Regions from separate parts of the Homo sapiens genome. Here region 2 is linked to region 1. Evidence: read pairs that join two places in POLR2A ChIA-PET (ENCODE). Cell type or tissue: A673. All regions are shown on one strand.

What was found. ChIA-PET counts read pairs that join two places held together with the same protein. Peaks named below come from ENCODE experiments on the same cell type or tissue, not always from the same donor. Only the 100,000 strongest peaks of a DNase experiment are listed, where the experiment ranks them.
Region 2: POLR2A ChIA-PET joins it to region 1 with 7 read pairs; 2 of 35 experiments call an interaction of 5 or more read pairs at or near these places.

Annotation. Positions count from the first base shown.
Region 1 is chr7:16,433,554-16,441,553 of GRCh38, reverse strand. It overlaps LOC105375168 (a long non-coding RNA gene), which reads right to left. Exons shown (of 5, transcript XR_007060223.1): 3 at 7,167-7,221. Among named protein-coding and RNA genes, the nearest start is that of CRPPA, 16 kb to the right of the region's middle. In A673, no CTCF peak of the experiment used is centred here; DNase peaks (open chromatin) are centred at 3,103 and 3,163.
Region 2 is chr7:16,192,290-16,200,289 of GRCh38, reverse strand. All of the region lies in intron 9 of CRPPA (CDP-L-ribitol pyrophosphorylase A), which reads left to right. Among named protein-coding and RNA genes, the nearest start is that of CRPPA-AS1, 14 kb to the left of the region's middle. In A673, no CTCF peak of the experiment used is centred here; no DNase peak of the experiment used is centred here.

The DNA.
Region 1 (8,000 bases):
TTCTTTCACACTGAAGAAGTCTCTTCAGCATTCCTTGTAGGATAGTTCAGGTATTGATGAAATCCCTCAGGTTTTGTTTGTCTGAGAAGGTCTTTATTTCTCCTTAATGCTTAAAGGATATTTTCACTGGATATACTACTCTAGTTTCCAATTTTTTTTCCTTCAGCACTTTAAATATGTCATGCCACTGTCTCCTGAAGGTGCAAAACTCACTGGTAATAGTCAGCACACAGAAAAATACAGAATATTATAACACTGTAGCTGTGGTGTGTAAATTACTAAACTTCAGTAGAAAGACTAAATGATGAACTAATCAAAAATAATAAACTAAAATAGTTTTCCAAGACATAGACAGTATAATAAGACATAAAGAGAAACAACAAAAAGTTAAAAAGCAAAGGGAAGAAGTTAAAGTGTAGAGTTTTTATTAGTTTTATTTATCCATGTTTGTTTGTTTATGGAATCAGTGTTAAGTTGTCACCAATTAAAAATAATGGGCTACAAGACAGCACTGAAAAGTCTGCTGTCAGACATATTGGACCTCTATTGCATATTGTTTCTTCTCTCTTGTTGCTTGTAGGATCCTTTCTTTATTTTTGACCTTTAGGAGTTTGATCATTAGAGGCCTTGAGGTAGTCTTCTCTGGGTTAAATCTGCCTGGTGTTAAATCTGCTGTTCTCACACTGCTATAAAGAACTACCTGAGACTTAGGCTTAACAGGAAGCATGACTGGGAGGCCTCAGGAAACTTACTATCATGGCAGAAGGCCAAAGGGAAGCACCTTCTTTACATGGCAGTAGGAGAGAGAGAGAGAGAGAGCCGGGGGGAAGTGGTACACACTTTTAAACCATCAGATCTTGTGAGAACTCACTCACTATCACAACAACAGCATGGGGTCAAGCAATTCTCCTGCCTCAGTCTCCTGAGTAGCTGAGACTACAGGTGCTCACCACCATGCCCGGCTAGTTTTTGTATTTTTAGTAGAGACAGGGTTTCACCATGTTGGCCAGGCTGGTCTCAAACTCCTGATCTCAAATGATCCACCCACCTCAGCCTCCCAAAGTGCTAGGATTACAGGCATGAGCCACTGTGCCCAGCCCTCTGTATCCTCAGCTGTATAATGAGGAGGAAGGAGATTTGAGGTTAAAATGCCTTACTGTGCTAACATATGTATGTTCTATTATGTTATCAAATGAATACTGCTTATTCCATTGAGTAAGCCATTTGAGTACAAAAAAAGCTTCAGTGAGGAAGTCTTTTTTTCAAGGTACTAATTATCTAGGGGAAGATTCTGGCAAAATTGTAAATTGGGCTATAAAGTTGTTTTGGCTCCTTACAAGCTTGAAAAGATCAATGAAATGGCCATAGTCATTTAGCCACTGTTGACATATCAATTGAGTTGATTCATCTAAGACTTCTTGAGTGCCTACCATGTACTAAGCACTATGACAAGTACAGAAGATACAATTGTGAAGAAAATAGATATAATCCTTCACACATACACTGACGGCAAAGTGGAAATTGGTTTTACCACTTTGGAAAACGGTTTGGCATATCTACTGAAAGCGAACATACGCATACTCTATGACTCAACAATTCCACTGCTGATACACACCACAGAGATGTATACATATGTTCACCAAAAACAAATCCTTTTAATGAACATATATTTATAGAATTATTTGGAATAATTCTCACTGGAAATTACCCAAATGCACATCAGCAATAGAATGGATAAGTAACTGGGGGTATATTTATACACAGTAATATCACAGAGCATTACGAATGAATGATCTATGACTACCCCAATAATATGAGTCTCCTAAACATTATGTTGAACAAAAGAAGCCAGACACAAAATAGTACGTACTGTATGGTTTCATTTATATTAATTCTAAGAACAGGTGAAAATAGTTTTAGCTGTTAAAAATCAGATAATGCTTATTTTTGGAATATAGCAACTTATGAGATAGCACCAGGAGACTTCTGGGGTGCTGTTTGTTTTCTATTTCTTAATGTAGACTCCAATTATACAGATGTGTTCAATTTGTAAAAATTCACTGAGTTCTACACTAGTGATATGTGTACTTTCCTGTATGAACATTATAATTCAATAAAAATGTATCTCCCTCCCCAAGAAAAATGACAATCTTACCACTTAGAGTAGGAGACAAATAAGCAAATAAGAACATAAATAAATGGTAATGAGTGCAATGAAGGAAATAGAGAGTGTAGCAAATATTATTCAAGTATTTACAATGGGGAAAATACAAACAAGGAAATAATTCCTTGTTTGGCAATCAAAGTCAATATATGTAGAACCCTTGGTGATTCAAAACTGATATTTGTCTTCTGTTTACTGAGGATATTTGTCCAAGGAGGTGCCCCATCTATAGTGGAGGATGTTGTAGACTGGTCAGTTGATCAATGTGATTTTCCAGTAACAGTTATGCAGTGCTCCTTGTATATACTTTCTTTAAGAACTGTAATTATGCTGCCCACCATGCTTATGGTTGCACCACCTGACTCTACTAGCAATCTGTTCTCCCTTTTCATCCACTCTGTCCCAAAGGAAGTACTAATAGTATTTGAAGATTTATAATGGAGATAAGTGACATTAAGAACATCTAGAAATCTGGTACTTTGGCTTCATTCAATTTATTTTATTAATTAAATTTTGGTAGCTGAGATTCAAATATTGCATGAATCTTATTTTATTTTATTTTTTTAGAATGTTGAAAGTGTGTGTGTGTGTGTGTGTGTGTGTGTGTGTGTGTGTGTGTGTGTTTGTGTGTCTGACTATACTCTTAAGCCTCTGGGGAATATTATGCATATATTTAATAATGACAGTAGAATGTGCTGCTTTAAAAAAAAGATTCTCACTGCATTGTTGTAATAAGTGAATATTTACAGATTGAATCTAAATTAAGTTCTACTTAAACCCAAGTTAGCTGTCCATCCAAAAAGAGGTTGAACTACATCAATCTGCCTGTGAAATATCCCGGAAGTCTTAAGAGATGTAATGAATCAATAGTTAAGCCTTCATCATTACTTTTTCCTGTAATTAATTTGTGACCAAAAGAATTCATTTCTATAATTACAATTTTATAAACCACAAAATGTGCTTAACACATGCTGTTAATGTGCAACAGACTGAGAAACCTCTGAAAAATATAATTCCAGTTGATTAGAAAAAGAGTCATCTCTACTTAGTCTGTGCTTCTGAATGTCTTGGCTTGGTCACCAGACCCCTACATGTTGCTAGCTGTCAGGTTACATCAACTGCATGCAACTCAACAGATCTTGACAAATTGAACTCTCCAGTCTGTCAAGGAGACAATAATGGGAAGTTCTTTGTGAAAAGAGCTTTTTTATATCAACTCTTGACTATCGGGGATCTAATTTCCTAGTTCTCTTTAGCTAGGACTTTGTCTCTCCCCATGTCTTACGCCTTGCCTTTTGGACAATTGACCCCTCTGTAAGTGAACCCCAGGAGACAGGCAGGGTGAGAAAAGCAAAAGGAACTTATTTGGTCAATTGAGCAACTGGATATAACTCTGACATCTCAGTATTCTTACCCTATAAGACTTGTGGAGATAATCATCAATTGCTTCAGAAAAGTGCTATTTAGGAGAATGAGAAAAAAAATGCACATAAAATTTGAGTCTTAGGCAAAGCAAATTTAAATAGTGCATGAAATGTGATTATTTTCAAATCTTCAAATTCACAATTTCTGAAAGTAAATATAATGGTACCTTGAATGGTTAAATTTTAAAATTCATTCTATAACCTCTCTAGTTTGTTTGTAAAACACTTTCTTGGGTTATATATTTGGGAAAAAAGCCTAATTAGTCCAAAGAAAGGCACATCTTTGAGAATGGATGTATTTATGCTCAAACACACAGTAATTTTTTTTTATTTTCCTCAAACTAAAATTACAGTCCTCAGAAAAATAGGAACATAAATAAGACTGAGATTTAATCAAAAGGATGTCTATTATTATATACATTTAAAACAAATGTGCATACATACAGACACAGAAGAGAAACTGCAATGTAATCTGAATAAGGAAGAAGCTTAAAACTTTGGAAAATAATTTAACACAAACTCTAGTTTTTTCACTCTTTTTCCAGAAAAAGAAGGAAATTGGGGAAAACTTTTACTGAATTAAATTAAAAGAAGGGTTGGGTAAATCCCTCAAGTTTTTGAATGAGTACACATATCCTTACTTTTAATGGGTTAATTCCTGCATTCACTAAGCATTTGGTAGGCGCTCTTCTGTCACTGAAGATGCTGTAGAGTATGGACAAAGTTCCACAGAGCTTTTATTATGGGACAAAATGACTAAGGACACCATTATGGAACAAACAAAGGATCAACAGTAAAGAATAAAGCACAAAAAGTGCCTTGCTGATTAACTGCCAAATTTCCAACACTTCTGTGGGTGGCAGGTTGATTGCCTAGACAGGTATAAATCAAGCATCCTCTCTAGTTCATGCTTTGCCTTTTTATTGATAAAAAGTGCTTAGGGCTACACAAGTTGATACTTGTTGGAACCCCTCAAACACTACTACCTTTTGCTGAAAAGGAAGGGCAGCTTTGAAAACAGAAGGTGCCCACCACTCCTTAATAAGCTTTTTTTTTTTTTTTTTAAAGATCTCATTCTATATAAAGCTCAATTAGACACTGAGGGGAATGTAATAAAAGCTCAAGGTAGTGAGGGACCCTCCCTTCCAATCAAGTGCAATTCAGCAGGAGAAGATGATATAACTATAAGAAACAATAACCAATGTTAGCATTACATTTTCTTTAGAGGTCATGACAGATTTTCACATACATTTTATTTTGAAAATAACCCTGTCGTGTAGGTAGGACATTAAAATAATATTATGATGCCCAATTTAAGTAAGAAACTGAGCTTGGCAAAAATGAATGACGTTTTTCAAAAATCACAGCACCAGGGATGAAACAAGACTTACTTTGTTCTACTTATAATCATTTACATTTATAACCACATCCTGCTCTTTCCCATAAGAATGTTAATGACAGATAGACCCTCATTCTTTCCTCTATTCATATATTTATTAAACATCTATTTGGTGGCTACTGTGAAAGTGATGCAAAACTCAGTTATTTTCTGCTCTCAAGGTGTCCATACATATTTGAGTCACACTTTATCTCTTACAAAACTCTTCTTAGAAGAATGATAAATCATCACTACATCTTATATAATGTATGTAATGAGGAAACAAAAGCTCAGAGGGATCTCCTCACTGACCTAATACCATAAAGATAGCCTGAGTTCAGGAAGATTCAGTCATTACTTAAGAGCTAAAATGAGCACAGAACTATAGGATATTAGCTATAAACTTTGTTGGACATGCATCTCCATTACTGAAAATTTTGACTCTGTACTAGCAGTATATTTTTAAAAAAGTTTAAGTAGTGTGCATGTGCTACTGTGTGTGCTACACGTATTTAACACTAATGGTAAATACATAACAAAACTCAAAAAATTTAAAAGTTTAAAAGGGATGAAATGCAAAGCACATATAAATAGAAGCTTTACTCCTTACTTCCTGTAGCCTAATGGATTATCTTGCATATACTTGAAAGCATACATATCTTTCTTTGGAGATCACTGTTATAATAGGCAATAAATTTTAAACAAATATTAAAAGAAAGACAGTCAATGTGAGTAGGTATACTTGCAACAAGTTCTGGGTGTCTGTTAAGCTTTGGGTGGATAATCAGCAATCTAGAAAAATCTGATCTTCAGATTCCAATTATGAATGTCTCTATTAAACACTAGTGAGATGCAAGTTTTCATAGTCACTCCTACCAGTCTGTTTCTGGGTTACACTTTTCAGCTTTTTGGACAACCTGACCATCAAAAAGCTTGAATGCCAATGATAAAAGTGAGAACATTTTGAACAAATGAATGTCTGCTCCAGCAGAAAAAATGAGAAACACTTAGATTTTATTTCATTCATGTGACAATCACACAAAACTCAATTAAAAGGGGTAGGCCTTTATAATTTAGAAACATTTTATTTGAATTCTCTATTAGCTATTAATATAATTTGCACTGTCGCAATAACTGCACCACTCTATAAAAACATTTAATTTCCACTTATGAACACGAGATCACTTTTCCCTCCACAATAAACTCTTTAGTTGAGCACAATTTTAATTACTTATTTATACTTTGCCCAAACTCCTCCTCCACAAGGAAACATTTTGTCTTCAAATTTATGGTAATATTGAAATTCAGTTTTTTAGCTGTTAGCTCAATGAGTAGTTTTTACCAAAAAGCAACAACAAATTTTCATTAATCCCTTCTTTGAAGGATCTAAAGCATGGACACCCCCACTCTCAGTCTTCTAAAATTAGTTAACAAGAAGCAACAAAATAATAAATCAAAGTTTCCATTTGTACCATTGTATGACCCAACTTCTGGAAGCACAATTTACAGTATATCTTCTGGACATGGTAACTACTGGAATTTTGCAACACCAGGTCCTTGACCCCCGAGTCTGCCAGGGCAAATTACTAGGGAAATAAAAATATAGTTTTTATAAGAGTAATGATGTTTTTGTGCTATACTAGGGCTCTTTGAAAAACTAATTGAACTTTAAGACTTTAAAAAAGCTTTTCCAAAATTCAACAACAAATTTGATTAAAAATTGAGTTACCATGCAATTTTGGGGAATATTTTTATAATGAAGAGAAAACTTGATTTCAATTTATTTATATTACACTTCTACTGAGGAAAAATTGTGGTGGCTTATGTCGGAAAATTTTTGAGACAATTTTTGAAATAAACATTTTGTAATAATGGAAAATGTTGAAGTAAGGTAATAAAATGAAGAAACAAGTATTTTCAGAAAAAAAGTATTTTATACTTTAGGATGATGTAAGAGCCATTATTCAAGATGAGAAGAAATCTTAATTTCTAAGGAATATTATAGTTTTCAATGCCTTCTTCAGTTGCCTCATCTCAATTCATCCAAGAAAGTTTGCTCAAGGAGACATTGCTCACTGTTCATTGGAGAAGAGTTCATTGTAATATTTTGCTAAAAGAGGCATTAAAGAGGCTGAATCTCACTATGGAGAGAACGGAAACACTGTCCTACCGTTTGGAGACAAGTATAGGTTAGACAGACCTGGGATCACAGCTCATCATTTCCTTTGGCAAATCACTAATTTCAGGTTTCACATCTGTAAAAAAGGAGCAAGAATAACCTTTGTATCACAAAGCATTGTGAACTGAAAGAATTATTGATGTACACATATAATACTGTGCCTAAAATGTGATACATGTAATAAGCTAAAATTATTCAACAAGTCTGTTCACAGAGTAAAATTAGACCTATTCCCTGATTCAGTACTCAGTTCATTATACCACACTCTGTTCACCTTCATCAATTAGAAATTGTTAAATTAGACCAGGTTTTCCAGCTTTGTAGATAATCTAGTATGGTGACTATCAACAAAGGTCTTCATTGGAATAAGCACTTTCACTTTCCTGTCTTGGATTCTGATTTAGCATCTGCAGCTGTAAAAACCCCACAGATGATTCTGATGTGTAGCCTAGCTGAGAACTACTAATCTAGTTTATGTGCCAGCCTCTTACTTTCAAAATCTCTAGCTTATCAACGTAAAACTACTGTTGCCTTAGTTGCTGTTATTACTATATGAGCTTTCTTTGCTTCCATTTGCAGTGGAATCAGAAGCTGGAATACAGCAGGCAATGGCAAAAGTGAAAGTGACACCATGACTCTATCTGATTTCCCCCCATTTGTTGATGGTTTCTTCCATTATTTCTGGCCGACACATTTACTTATGCTCTTCAGAGGATTTGTAAGCAGGGAGAAGTCTCCTATAAGATAGGACTCTTAATCCAGTTCCAGTCCCAAGATATGAAGAAGCAATTAACAGTTCAAATATGGCACCCATGATTTCAAATGAGAGGTCTAACTCAGATAAACAAGTCGTTG
Region 2 (8,000 bases), 240 kb after region 1:
GTCACTTAGTATGTAAGCATAACCACTTTGCTTCTTGCACAAGAACTCCTGAGAGGTGATTGAAGTTTATGTTTTTGGAGAAAAGCAGTAACGTCCGTAGAAGCAAAGTCACTTTTAGAAGTCTACAGATCTGGCCGGGCAGAGTGGCTTACGCCTTTAATTCCAGCACTTTGGGAGGCCAAGGTGGATGGATCACCTGAGGTTAGGAGTTTGAGACCAACCTGGCCAACATGGTAAAATCCCATCTCTACTAAAAACACAAAAATTAACTGGGCGTGGTGTTGTCTGTCTCTAATCCCAGCTACTCAGCAGGCAGAGGCAGGAGAATCACTGGAAACCAGGAGGGAGAGCTTGCAGTGAGCTGAGATCGCACCATTGCACCCCAGCCTGGGCGACAAGAGCAAAACTCCATCTCAAAAAAAAAAAAAAAAAAAAGAAAAAGCTTACAGATCTGAAGGCAATAATTTTGGAATAAATTAGAGTGGAATGTCTGATTTTTTTCAGTCCATGTTAGTCACAAAATCTGGAAACCAGAAACACCATTAAGGAATTTGCTGTAGTGAATTCTCTAGCCAGTGTAAAGATACTTCAAGTGAGAGAAAATTCTTTACTGAATTTTTTTTTTAAGTGAACTTATGGTTTGAGCATATGCACAGGAAACATGCAGATTCTACATAGAAATGAGATTCAGGAGAATTTTATTTTGATGGTAATAAAAAATGACTGTGGGGTTAATTTTTTCGAGGAGGGCTCATCCCGCAGAGTTAGTACTTAGAATTCTTCTAAATAGTGTGTGAAAAGCAGTTAGATATTTTAATTCTTTTATTATCCATTTTATTGGGAAAATTTTATTCTTTGATACAGATTTTTTTAAATTAAGGTTTTTGGACATAACCTTTACACATATGAAAGGCATTAACTACTATTAAAGATAAACAAAGGCAGACATTGATTAAAGTGGAGAGAGCAGATTTTATTTAGTAACTACTGATAGGGTAAAGAGTGGAGCTTCCTTCTGAGTTTTGCAGAAGTGACTGATCATTTTTAAGGGAGCATGAAGGGGTAGGTGGGAGGACATTTAAAATCCCCAGGTGATTGTAATGTACAACCAGAGTTGAGAACCACTGGTCCAGTTAGACCCCTCAACTAGCCGTCAGGGGTCCAGGTCAATGCTTCTCAATGTATTGGAAGTCTGGGAGAGAGCAGCACTCCAGTAAAAAATTACAAAGGGTTGGTCAGTGTGAATGTGTTTAGGCTAGTTGTGTATGTTAGCTGGTAATCAAAGAAGTTAAGATTCTGTTTACTCAGAGAGGCTGGAAACAGAGGTTCCTATTCTGCTGATGGAGTTTGGTTGCCTCTAGTGCAGAGATTTGGATGGAGTCATTATGTGTTGGAAGTTCTACAGTTCTTACTACTTTATATTATATAAAATTCAGATGAAAGAATTTACCAATTTTTGCTTAGCATTTTCAGAGGCAGAGGCAGAGGCAGGAAGGATTGCGTGAGCCCAGGAGTTTAAGATTAGCTAGGGCAACATGATGAAACCGTTTCTTAAAAAAAAAAAATGCTGCGCAAGTATGGGAGTGCATACCGGTCATCCTGTAGGGGTGGGTTGCCCCTACACACCTGTGGGTGTTTCTCGTAAGGTGGGACGAGAGATTTGGAAAAGAAAAAGACACAGAGACAAAGTATAGAGAAAGAAATAAGGGGACCCGGGGAACCAGCGTTCAGCATATGGAGGATCCCGCCAGCCTCTGAGTTCCCTTAGTATTTATTGATCATCTGTGGGTGTTTCTCAAAGAGGGGGATGTGTCAGGGTCACAAGACAATTGTGGGGAGAGGGTCAGCAGACAAACACGTGAACAAAGGTCTTGGCATCATAGACAATGTAAAGGATTAAGTGCTGTGCTTTTAGATATGCATACATATAAACATCTCAGTGCTTTACAAAGCAGTATTGCTGCCCGCAGGTCCCACCTCCAGCCCTAAGGCGGTTTTTCCCTATCTCAGTAGATGGAGCATACAATCGGGTTTTATACCGAGACATTCCATTGCCCAGGGACAGGCAGGAGACAGATGCCTTCCTCTTGTCTCAACTGCAAGAGGCATTCCTTCCTCTTTTACTAATCCTCCTCAGCACAGACCCTTTACGGGTGTCGGGCTGGGGGACGGTCAGGTCTTTCCCTTCCCACGAGGCCATATTTCAGACTATCACATGGGGAGAAACCTTGGACAATACCTGGCTTTCCTAGGCAGAGGTCCCTGCGGCCTTCCGCAGTTTTTGTGTCCCTGGGTACTTGAGATTAGGGAGTGGTGATGACTCTTAAGGAGCATGCTGCCTTCAAGCATCTGTTTAACAAAGCACATCCTGCACCGCCCTTAATCCATTTAACTCTGAGTTGACACAGCACACATTTCAGAGAGCACGGGGTTGGGGGTAAGGTCATAGATTAACAGAATCTCAAGGCAGAAGAATTTTTCTTAGTACATAACAAAATGGAGTCTCCTATGTCTACTTCTTTCTACACAGACACAGTAACAATCTGATCTCTCTTGCTTTTCCCCACATTGCCTCTAGTGCAGAGATTTGGATGGAGTCATTATGTGTTGGAAGTTCTACAGTTCTTACTACTTTATATTATATAAAATTCAGATGAAAGAATTTACCAATTTTTGCTTAGCATTTTCAGAGGCAGAGGCAGAGGCAGGAAGGATTGCGTGAGCCCAGGAGTTTCAGATTAGCTAGGGCAACATGATGAAACCGTTTCTTAAAAAAAAAAAAATGCTGCGCAAGTATGGGAGTGCATACCGGTCATCCCAGCTACCCTGGAGGCTGAGGCCAGAGGATCGCTTGAGCCCAGGAATCTGAGGCTGCAGTAAGCCATGATTGATTACACCACCACACTAGCCTGGACAACAGAAGAGACCCTGACTCAAAAAAGAAGAAAAAAATTTACTGATTCTTTTCAGGGTTTCAAGTACATTTGTCTTTTTTAGCTTATTTTTTGAGAAAGTGTATTCACGTGGTTTTAAACTTAAATCACATATACTTGTACACAGTGGAAAGCCATTGTGTCCCTATCAACCTAGTCCTCATTCTCCACCCTGATTCCCAGGTGTGTGGCTTGGTTTCATAACTCGGTTTTCCTTCTTGCCCTCCAGCATTCTTCAGGTTCACACTGGTGTATTCATGATGTAGGTGTGCCATGTTTATCATGTTTACCCTATTCTGTTTGACCTGGGTTTGGGTAGATAGCTTTTTCTTTTTTTAAGGGTTTTTCCCAACATGTTGTCAGATGAACAAAGCACCTGTTGTGTTTCACTAAAACATGAGCGTCAGCATTTGAGTAATCAACAGGGTTTGCTTATTTTGTGTATGAAAATAATATACCTCATTAGGTTATGAAAACACATTAGTATGGAAACGGCAGCAAAACTCTAAGAGTGATCTAGATGGCTTCACTATCTTGGTTATTTAGGGAAAAATGAAACTGAGAGTGATTATTGCTTTCCTGGGACCAGAAAGTTTGATGTGATAGAAATAGGCCTTCTCACCTAATTAGGGAAGGTGGTTCTTTTGTTTTAGACTATGAGTGAGTCCTGTAATTCTGAAGTTTCAAACCTGAGTGTCTTTCTCTAGATACTATAATGTGTTCTAGAAAGTCTAAAAGTTCTCTGACATTGTTTGTCTTTGAATTTGCTAGCTACATTACTCAGAAACACTACATTTCTCTTGAATGCACTTTTGTTAGTATCTACAGTGTGTCTTCTGTCATCCTAGCCGAAGATAACCTCACTATTTCTGATTGTATATTTTATTTTCTTCACATAAGTAGCCTAGTAAAGCTGCTAAATGAAAGGTATTCATGAAAATCAGCCATTCATAGAGTATGGAAAGAAGACATATATTTTTTTGAGCACGGTGTGCACCAGGCACTTTTGTATAAACTCTTATAGAAACTTTAGGATAGCTACATGAAGTGGGAATTGCTAGCTCTGTCATATGCTAGTGAGGAACCCGGGCCCAGAAACTCAACTAACTTCACATGCATAAGCTAATAAGTGACTGAACTAGATTAGGACCTCAGATGCACCACTGTGCTTACATGCTCAGTGAGGCTTTAGCAGAAGAGCTTCTTAAAGTAAAAAAGACAACATATATATGTTCTATATTTCTATACACATGTTTGTATATACACATATACTACATATATACATGTACAAAATAAAATGAAGGCCATGTTCCACTGTCAATATTTAGTGAGCTTTCACTTTATCCTAAGAAGCAAACTTGTTTCTATTAATCTCCAGATTATTTTATGGTCCCATCTTCTCTCTTTGGCTTTTTGGGGATGGGATGCTGTGGGGAAGGGGGGTTGGCAGGGCCTTTCCTCAGCTTTGGATGCAGAGGAACAAAGGAATCTGGCCTGGTTGTGCTTGGAAAACACGACAGTCTTTATTATCAGTTCTTCTGGATGAGTGCAGAGCAAGAAATGGACCTGAGCAGATGGTCTGTAATCATGATGGCAAGAATGGAAGTGCAGGGGTGAGAGGGCACTTGGAGATCAGAGTCTTCTAATGAGATTCCTTGAGAAGAAGTCATATGAAAGGAAAGAAGCTTTTTTTGATGGAGCAGCCACAGCCTGGCCCCAGAGATGGGGAGGAAGGTATTAAAGTTGCTTGATTAGTTCAGGTATTGCTGCACTTTCTTAGACTCTATCTTCTGGCCAGAGGGAAGCTAAGGATTCCCAGGACTTCTAAATGGGGGAAGCTGAGGCCCTTCCCAGCTCTTCTGGGAAATGCCTGTCTCAGTGCAGTTAGATCTAATATTGGCTGCAGTATCATTAAGTTACAGATAGATTGTTTCCTGGGCTACCTCAATCAGCTACAGTGGTGTGAGGAAGAGAGGGGCAGATCTTTCAGTGAAGTATTAAGAGAGTGAGTCAACTTAAATATCAACCCTTTTTAAAAAAAGGCAAAATCTCAATGGAAATACTTGGTTTTAGGAGGAATAGTTCTTTGACACTTGCTTTGTTTCACTGCCAGAATTGGCTTGGTGGGATACATTCCAGAGGGAACTAGAAAGCTGTAACACTGCTTTTCTGATAATGCCCACCTTAATTATCTGCACATCTTAATTACTTTTGCTTCAAGGCATCATTGTGTGGTTTACTTTGATTTGGGTTGGGCTCTGAATTGTATATTATAAAAAGAACATTGTAAACAGAGTTTTTCATGCTTTTAAAAAAATTACCACCATGATTCTTGGTGGGATGAGGCAATAATGGTGGTATTGCAGGAACCTATCAGAATGATCTGGGGAATTGTTTCAAGCTGCAAAAGTCTCCACTCCACTCTCTTATGCTAGTGATTCCAAGAAGCCACCTCCCAACAATATCCATCCAAATGTCACATTCTTCATGTTAAGAGAAAAAAAAAAACCAAAAGACCAAAAACAAGGTTTTAAACTCACCGGAGCATAATTTCCAAAGTTCACACAGGTTTCCAGAGTATTAATATAGATCCTACTACTCTATCATTCAGTTTGGTCTTTGTCTTCATTACCTTCCATCTTGACCCTTAATTGAGAGTATAATTTATACACTGCAATTCAATTGGTTTGTGTAAGAAAAATCTTACCATTAAAGCAATACAGCAAAATAAAACATAATACAAGGTGTAAATCCAAAGTTAGCTTTCTTTGGCACTCAGATTGTTCTGGGTCTAGGGAAATACTTTCCATAGGTTTTCTCTTTTCCGATACATGTTTAGTAACTTTGTGTTGACAGATTTTAGTTTCTTGCCATGCTACTTTGTTAGAGGCTTTATAGTCAAATTTAGGGGACAGTTAAGAGACAAAGGCATATGGATATTAAGTAAGGGAGTATGAAACTTGGAACATAAGTGGTAACAAAAGTATCTGTGTGTGTAAAAGCTCTGAGGAAGCAGAGTAGGTTTCAGGTCATAAGGGAGCCAAAGATGGCACCATGTCTCATCTACTCGTATAAGGCTACCTTATCTTTCAGTGTTCTAGGGCAATAGTGTTATGTCTAATGAATTAAAATCTCAGTTCACATTCTCCCCTGCCCACAATATGGACTAAAAGGCCTAGATTAGGTTTCCTCCGGGACTAGCAGAGGAATCTTCATGTGATTTAAAAGCCTCTTTGTCTCATCTGTCACTCTAGTTTTTCATCTGTTTTGCAAATAATTTTTTTTGTCTTAGGTAAGTGTGTTTAATTCTATGTTAAGTATTAAATGGTCTGGTCCTGGTAAACTTTCACCATTGGTGTTTTCAATTTTCGTGATATCAGCCAAAATGTATAAAAAATGAGAGTCACAGCTATTTGGTTGAAGAAGGTTGCTGATGAAATGGTCTGGAAAGTCCTGGATTCCTTAAGAGTTGAGGGAAATCATCCTGCCTAAGTAAAGGAAACAATACCCATTGAATTGGCCCTGTTTACACTGCAGGGGATAAGCGCACGGAGGAGTTGTGCCTTGAGGTATTTTTGTCCCGCTTCAGCAAAAGCAGTGCTGTCTCTTTGATTTGTAAAGACTTTTATATATATGCCTGAGTGTGTGTATACATACCTATATGTACACACACACAGACACACAGATAAAATTGACATTTAATCCCTTTTATATTTATGGTATTTATACTTAAGTATTTATTTGATTTCTTCCCAAGCTTATATGAGCAGAAACTTAAAATATGGTGAAATTATTATCTCAATATTTATATTTTTTAAACTACAGGAGACTGAGAGCAAGAGTGTATCACTAATGTAAATGAAGACTTGTTTATTGAAGCAAATTTACCTTAGAAGTAATTTATGTAAAATGTTAATTTCACAAGTGTTTAGTAAGAATTTTATGAAAAAGTCCCATAGTTAACTAATTTTAGAGAAATTGCTTTCTTAAATATAAGGTCAATATAAAAAATTTATATACTACAAACAAATATTGGAAATTAAAGGTAAACAATCTCACTTATAGTAGCATAATAAAACATAAAAGAGGAATATAAGTGTAGAGAAATGTTCAAGATCTCTATACTTAAAAGTATGAAATACCATTGAGAGGAATTAAATAACACCTAAATAAATGGATACGTATATCATGTTCATGGATTGACAGGATAACAGTTCTCCACCAAGTGAGCTGTAATTCAATGCAAGTCTAATTAAAATGCCAACAGGCATTTATTTTTGAAAATGACAAGCTGATTTTCAAATTTGCATGGAAATGCAAAGAGTGTAGGATAGCTGTAATTTTTAAAAGAATGAAAAAATTAGGTGACTCATACCAACTGATTTAAAGACTTGTAAAGCTACAGATTCAAGACTGTGTAGAATTGGTGTGAGAAAAATAAGTAGAGGAATTAAAATAGTCTAGAAATAGACCCACACATATATAGACAACTGATTTTTGACAAAGGTGTCAAGGTGATTCAATAGGAAAAGGAAAGTCATTTCAGCAAATTGTTATAGAATTGGAAACGTTTGTTAGAGGGTATTGAGCTTCCATCTCTACCTATCACCTAATGCAAAAGTAAACTCAAGATGATCAGAAATACAAATATGGAGGTTAAACAAATCTACAGACATACGACAACAAAGTTGAATCTCAAACATGTTCAGCGATGGAAACCATTTAAGAAAGATTTGTATTATTCCTTTGAAGTTCTAGAACAGGCAAAACTAAGGTAATAGAAATCAGAATAGTGGAAAAGGGCAAGAGAGATGATGGAAATGTTCTACATTTTAATCAGCATGGCAGATATACAGTTGTATGTATTTGTCAAAATCATTAAGCTTTACACTTGAAATGTGCAATTTGTAGTGTCAATAATACCTCAGTAGAAACTAGATTCCTTAAGAAATCACATCAGATTGTGCATGTTATCTGTGCATCTCTAAGCAGCCATGTCGCTAACATTGTGTTTTACAACTTAGGCTGCCTCAGAACCTTACATATCACTCAGGGTTCTCCAGAGAC